Regions from separate parts of the Homo sapiens genome. Here region 2 is linked to region 1. The links are chromatin contacts, found by Hi-C in ENCODE. All regions are on one chromosome and are shown on one strand. The core of a region is the stretch at or near the end of the contact, and the rest is flanking DNA. Distances in the headings are between cores, read along the strand shown. Region 1 overlaps TPD52L1 (TPD52 like 1). Region 2 holds the start of TRMT11 (tRNA methyltransferase 11).

Region 1 (3,314 bases), core at 710-3,209:
GAAGAAAACACTACTTTCTTGGTGCTGCGATGTATTTCATGAATGACCTGAGGGGTTGTTGAGTTATAAACGGCCTTAACCTTTAAACAGAAAGCTCAGTAATGCTGAGACTGTAGAGTTAATGGTGAGTTAATGGTTCTTCTGGATCTTAGCCTGCTGTCAGCTGGCATTTCTAATTTATTGCAAACTAGACGCTTCCAAAGGAAATGGAAAAAGTCACACCTAAAACTAATCCTATAATTAAGTAAAACAAAAACAAAAACTCAAAATCCACAAGTAGTTCCAGTCCACTACTATTAGAAACTAAAAAGCATGGGGCCTTGTCCTTTTATCAGCCTTTTGTTTTTTTAGAAAAAAAAAAAAAAAAAAAACTATTCAGAAGACTTTTCCACAAAATTCTCTATTTATCTGAATCATTATGATTGAAGAGACTTGATCTATAAATTGAACCATCAGTGTTAGCCTCAAGAAAAGCAAAAACCCACTGGGTTGTGAGCTCCTTGAAGCCCCGGGCCAGGGCTTCATGACCACCAAAGCCCCAGCTCACTCTGCAAGGCTCCTAGCAGTTGCTCAGTGAAAACCAGTTGCATAATGAATGTATAACAGCTTGCACTCTTACCAACACTGATGCTGGAATTGGGAGAGGAGGACATATATACACACATGAATTAATATATTTGTTTTTCATATATTTTTAAAATATATGCATATATTTTTCATCTGTATGTGTGTTGCATAGGTATCTTTTCATGTATATATTTTCATATTTGTAACAGGCATATGTTTTCCATATATATGGCTATTTTCTGCCCTTCCTCAGCACCCACAGCAGTGTGGTGGCCTGTGAAGTTCTGCCATCACAGAGAGAGCACCAAAGGCAATAATTCACAGAAAAGCTGCTTGGGACTTTTGCAACCATTCTTGAGTCTACTGGTTCTCAGCTATTTTCCCATCCCAATACTCCTGAAGGCTATGGCACACCCATGAGGAACAGTGACTCAGTGTGACAGCAACGGACACACCTCACCCCACCCTACCCAGAAAGCATATCAGAAGAGGGAGAAGGAAAGGATGAGGGAAAGGAAAGGAGAACATAAACATAAGCAGTTTGAACAAAAAAGCCCCGAAGTCCTTCTGCTATACCCCACCAGGGACAGGTCTTAGCCACAGCCTCCATCCCCCCAACTTGAAAATCAAGTATCATTTAAGTGGTTGGCTTTCAGAGTTAGAGGGGCCTGAATCTAGTCCTAGCAACACAATTATCAGCAGAGTGATCCCAGTCATCACAGTTAGCTTCTCTATGCTTCACTTTCCTCATCTGCAAAAGAAAGATAATAGTAACTATCTCAAATAGCTACTTGGAGGATTAAATGAGACTAAATTGTATAAGCTGTTGGGCACAATGCTTAACACATAAGGATAATAAATAGATGTTAGCAATGATTATTATCAACAACCAGCCCTTATAATTAAATGTTTGCCATGGAGGACATGGATGCTAATCAAAGCTTCCAAGAAATCAGGTGGGACATTTGTGATAGATCCAGCTGTCACTGGGCTTTATCAACAAGGTATATGTGCAAGTCAGGTGCAGATGTGAGACAGGTGAGTCCATATGGGTCCATCTGGGTGCAGACTCAGGCCCGCCACCAAAGCCGACCGTATGCAGCAAAGTGCTTGGTTGGTATTTGGAACCACGACTAATGTTCCCTTTTCTTTCTTGGTTCTTATTAATTCAGAAAAGCGGGCTCAGCCCTAGTTGGAAAGTCAACAAAGGGAACAAAAAACTGATGCTGGTTTTCTTAGGAATGAAGATGGGGCTCTCTGTTAAGGTGCTACTTCCTGCCTCAGGACTTGCGGGCAGATAAAATCAAGGGCTCTCTGGCAACAGCACAACCCCTGGTGGCCAGATGATGTCACTGCAGGTTTTTCTCCATTAAAAGAACATAGTATGAATGAGTCACATCACAGCTGCAACTCTGTTTCTCCTCCCCTGCATAGACTATGCTCTAAGCTACCAGCAAGTACATTCGGGGATCCTGCTGAGGCAACACCAGATAAAAAAAAAAAAAAGATTTTTTTTGTTGTTGTTCTCAAAATTCTGATTGCTGCAGATTGAACCCAAAGAACTTTATTCTGCTCAGGTCAGCCGGGTTCTGAAACTCTTGGCATTAAAAGCAGAGTGGGTGACAATCATAAACCTACAGTTAAATGTCTAGTGTCCTGAGTGCCAGGCTCATCAGGAAAACAAAAATTTCCACTTGTAGTCAAAGCCAACCTCAGCCCCTCCCACTATTCTCCTACAACAAAGGCCCTAAGGGAACAGTGAGGAAAGAACGTGGCTTTCTTCCCCCCTGGCATGCTACAGAAGCTATCGTGAAAGCTGGTGACTATTTAGTAGATATGTCAGGGTCCTTCATTCATAATTTTGTTCAAATCTTTTGATTCTACTTAGATTCTGCTTTAGAATAGCAAAGTCCATATGCTATTACACAGTATGAATACTGGCTCTTTTTCATTTCTTCTTGAACTTACCTTGTTAAAAAATAATAATAGCTTGTAATGACAAGGTATGTCAGTGCCCAATGAACAGAAGGGAGGGGGAGAAAAAACAGAGGTATCTGAAGGCCACTGAGGATAGGGAGACATTCCACAGTTGTTCACTTCTTCCTTCACTCCCAGCTCTCTCTCTCCTCAGATGATAGGGAGGTAAACATGCTTAGAGTTCATTTGGTCTTACACTCAGAATGTCTGCACCCTGTTTCTCTATTTTGATGAACTATATGCCAGGATAGCCAGCCAAGTAGAAAACACTGCCGTTCTTGCACATCTACAATGCTGCACAAGTAACATTTCACAATGGGTAGGTTCCTCTGCACTGTTTCAGTTAGAAGAAAGAACACAATTCACCCAATTTTAAACACATCATTATCCCTTCACCATTTCCTTTCAAAATCAAAGAAAAGGAATTAAGTCCATATTTTGATGGGAGCTGGAAAAAAACGTTTGGACTCTCCCTTCTTCATTTAGAAAAGGAAAAGCTGCCCCCTTTCACAGAAACACATCAAGCAAGTGGACAATGAGCGACATACAGGTGCAAATGCCAAAGGACAATTTGTTCTTCTGCAAAATCATTCAGCAGGAAATTGGGCTAAGAGTATTACTGAGAATAAAGAAAGCGTGGCTGGAACAAAATAAACAACAACGCAACTCCACAGCAAGAAAAGAAAACCCAAGATCAGCAAGGAATGATTCCATGTAAGAGAGAAATGTTAACTGTAGTTGTGAGGACAAGTGAATTTAAAATCATATTA
Region 2 (3,695 bases), core at 129-2,628, 790 kb before region 1:
TCACTCTGCCATACTCTATGCATATTCATATATCCACCGCCTCTTGGTCATCTCAGGTTGATGTTACACAACCACATCAAATTCAGTGTAAACAAAATTTAAATCTTACATCTGCCTATGTTCTCTATTTTAAATGGAGACACTCCTACCTATATACACCCCAGGAGTCATACCTGACTGGTGCCCCTTTCCCACATATTCAATCAATCCAGCCTTAATGACTGTATGGCCTAAATATTTTCCCAGTCTATCCCATCCTCTTACTCCTTGCCCTAGGTCAGACCTTCTTAATCTATTAACAAGACTATTCCCACAGACTCCTAGTCTCTGGCTCAAGTCTTATTCTTTTCAAATCCATCCTCCATAGTGTTGTCAAACTGATTTAATTTTGTGGTCACTTTTTTACTTAAGGCTTTTCAATAAATCCCCCTTCCAAGCTCCAGGGTACTCAAGGTTTTCATTTTCTGGCCTCGATCTACTTCCCTTGCTCTCTTCTTACCACTCTGCCACATAACTAGTGATCCAGTAATAATGAACACCTTGTAATTCTAATTTACTGATTTATCTCCTTGGCCCTCTAACTCCTATTCATCCTTTATTTCAAGTGTCATCTCCTCTGGAAGCCCTCTTAAAGGCCAACATCCCCAACCCCTCAGGTAGATTAGATTTCCCTTCCACGTGCTCTCATATTTCCATGTGCATCTATCACTGCACTTACCGACGCTCTTTTGTCATTCTACGCCTATGTGTCTGCTCAGCCCTTACTCTAAACAGTAAGCTCCTAGAGGGCAGAGATTGCTTACATCATCGTTACATGCCCAGCGTACCGATCTTCGACTACATGCATTCTGAAAACGTTTCTTGAATAAATAAAACACTCTTCTCAACTTCTCCATCATCTAATCCCCACCACCATCCCCTCCACTGAGCTTGATCCGCAGATTCCAATACTTCAAACACCAGCCTGAGCATTTGTTAGCTGTCTCTATTCTCCGCTAGACGAAGAGCTCCGGGAGTGAGATGACCGGTCATATTCACCTGCCTAACTCCGGTACTTGATACACGGGCAAAAGAATGAAAAGTTTAAGCAGGCCGAGGGGTTTGGTCTCGGACTTCTCTCACACACACCCTCCGCCAAGCTCACCCCGCCCGAGGACTGGGGACGCGTGACCCGCGCAGACCAGCGAAGACCCCCGAATCCCAGCTTCCTCGGGCTATGCAGATCACCTCCACCCACTCCACTCCACTCCAGCGTCCTCTTCCGTCGGAAGTTCCGGAGGGCGCTACGGACTCACCGGCAGGCGGAACTCCAGATGCTCCTGCGCCATGAGGAGCAGATACCTGTTAAGGGTACACGACAGCGCCATTGCAGCTGCCCACCGTGCGCCTGCGCGGCCCGCGCTAGGTCCCTCTTTCTCCCTCCCAAAGCCCAGTCTCCACAGAGACAGAGCCTGAAGGGCCGGAAGCGGAAGCTCTGCGAGGCAGGCGCTATCCCGACGTTTCTCGCGCTCCGAGTCCGAAACTCCGGCCGCTGTGGGAGGGGCTTCCTCACCTGTGAATGCCTGGTGGTTAGGGGTCTCCCAGCGCTGGTAGCTGGTGAGCGGGGACGCGTGGCTTTCAGGAGCAGCCTGTGATAATAAGACAGTATATTTCCAAGTTATCGTTCCACTTGGAGTGTGCTTCCAGCTTTCTCTACAGCCCTTCAAAACCTGTTCTTCAAAATTGGACTGAAATTTCACCATTTCCTTGGAAATTTCACCATTTCCTTGTAGGTTTGTCTAACCAGCACAGCTTTGGGAACTGATTTAGTTGGGCCAGTCATTTAACAGTATATTTTTCGTATTTATGTAACAACTTTTCGAGAGCACATGCCTTATAACCCAATTATAATAAACTCTTGAGGTCTGATATAATCTTTTATGGTTCACTCTATTCTTAACAAAAACCAAAAGAATATCTTCCTCAAAGTAGGCAATAATTATTAGGTTGTGTTATTTGTTAGACTCAGGACTAAATCCACAGCCAGCCATAAATTAAAACTTGGAGAAAGCTCACACTGGCACAGATTTCATAGCAGATAGTTTATGAAATATATTTTAATTGCATATTCTATGTATATATGTGACTTTTTTTTTTTAAGACAATCTTGCTCTGTCACCCAGGTGAGTGCAGTGGCGCAATCATAGCTCACTGTAACCTTGAACTCCTGGTCTCAGGGGATACTCCTACCCTAGTCTCCCAAAGTGCTAGAATTACGGGCTCAAGCCCTCCCTCTGGGCTATTTCTGCTTTTGAGAGTACCGAGCCCTTTGCCCTATTAAAAATTATTTATTTTGCATTTCTCTGTGGTATTGTACAAGGTGCAAAAGAGTATGTATCTGGCATATCCCCAGCGGCATGTGCCAGAAACGTAGTTGATGCGCAGTGGTAGTGATTAAGAACATAGGCTGTGGTGTCAATATTAGATTCAAACCTCACTTCCACCATTTACCATGTATATGCTCTTAACCTCTCCGAGCTTGAGTTTTCTTTTAAAAATGGAAAAACACACTGCCTCCTGCAAAGGATTGTTACAAGGATTAAGTGGAATAATGTTCATAAAGTGTTGAATATAACATCTGGCATATTGAATGGGGCCAATAAGTGGCACTTGACATTTTTCTTAAGAAAATCACATGAGAATTTTTGTTAGCAAGAGATCTGTTTTTGTTAGGAATATGTCTCAAGTTCACTTGTGCTAAGTGACTCTGAGAAGCATAGCTGTCTCTTGACCCCAAAACTTCAGAAAAGGGGGTAAAAGTACTTTGAGACAAGAAAAGTTGTTTACTATTTGAGAAGAGAGGCCAAGGTTGGGACAGAAAACCAATGAGATGTTGGGGAAATGATGTGCAGTACTTGATATGCCCCATCCCCAGAACTTGTCAAATCTTCAGCAAAATTAATATGGAATTTTGATGGGGCAACTTTATAGAGAATATCAAAGAATTGCTGATTTTCATGCCTGGATTAATATGATGCTATATAGAGACAAATGAGACTACAAGGCCTGGAGAACCCAAATGGAATCAGGTGTCACTGATTTTTCACCCAGCTCCTTTGTGCTACAGTTCAGGACTAAATCTATACTAAATCTCCACCTCAGAAACCAGCAGGAGAGTATTTACATCATGAATCTAAATTGTTGGATACCTGGTCTGGAGAAGTAGAGATTAACCTTGCACAGGCCACTAGAGTTAGTGTGGAACTACTGTGACATCAGTGAAACTGCCTTTGAGGGACTCACAGCCAGACCTGTTCAAAGTTCTTGAGCTTACAAGAGTGGTTAAGAAGCAGCAGGAGAATAAGGACTTTGGAATTTGGTGATCAAACTGCATCCAGAGACTTGCTTTTTTTTTTTTTTTTTTTTTTTTTGTACTGTAAGGAGCAAGGAGGTTCATAGTCTGGCTTCTGGGAACTGATCCAAAGTTCCATCCATGTTCCATCTTCTAGGGCAGACCTCTTAGAACCTGTCTCCTTCTGTGAGACAGCTGTTGTGCAAACGTTAAAGCCTCTGGTATAGGCCGCCTGTTACTAAAAAATCAGAGGACATTCCTGGGAAGTAAGGATCAGAAATTGGAAAGGGGAATTTTGAGTTTTGGTTTTAATATGCCACTTAAGTATTGAGGCTAGTAGGACACACTCAGAGAAATGAATAGA

Evidence for each region. A loop is a pair of places that touch in the nucleus more often than their neighbours do. Pooled maps may share reads with other maps.
Region 2: a pooled map shows a loop between it and region 1 (5-fold over the local background). The contact joins the promoter of TRMT11 here to the enhancer-like site in region 1. A Hi-C loop is called at or near these places in 2 of 168 maps with a recorded cell type or tissue (CD4-positive, alpha-beta memory T cell and naive thymus-derived CD4-positive, alpha-beta T cell) and 8 of 50 pooled maps.

The regions. Positions count from the first base shown.
Region 1 is chr6:125,191,081-125,194,394 of GRCh38, reverse strand. All of the region lies in intron 1 of TPD52L1 (TPD52 like 1), which reads right to left. The region is part of intron 1 of LOC100126584 (a long non-coding RNA gene); the gene reads left to right. Among named protein-coding and RNA genes, the nearest start is that of TPD52L1, 39 kb to the right of the region's middle. Within about 2 kb of position 1,959, at least 7 of the 41 ENCODE cell types and tissues checked have a DNase peak (open chromatin) inside an H3K27ac peak, as active enhancers do.
Region 2 is chr6:125,984,223-125,987,917 of GRCh38, reverse strand. TRMT11 (tRNA methyltransferase 11) reads right to left here and starts at 1,378. Exons shown (of 13, transcript NM_001031712.3): 1 at 1,296-1,378. The coding sequence starts at 1,367. RefSeq lists enhancers at 495-1,324, 858-1,347, 1,325-2,155.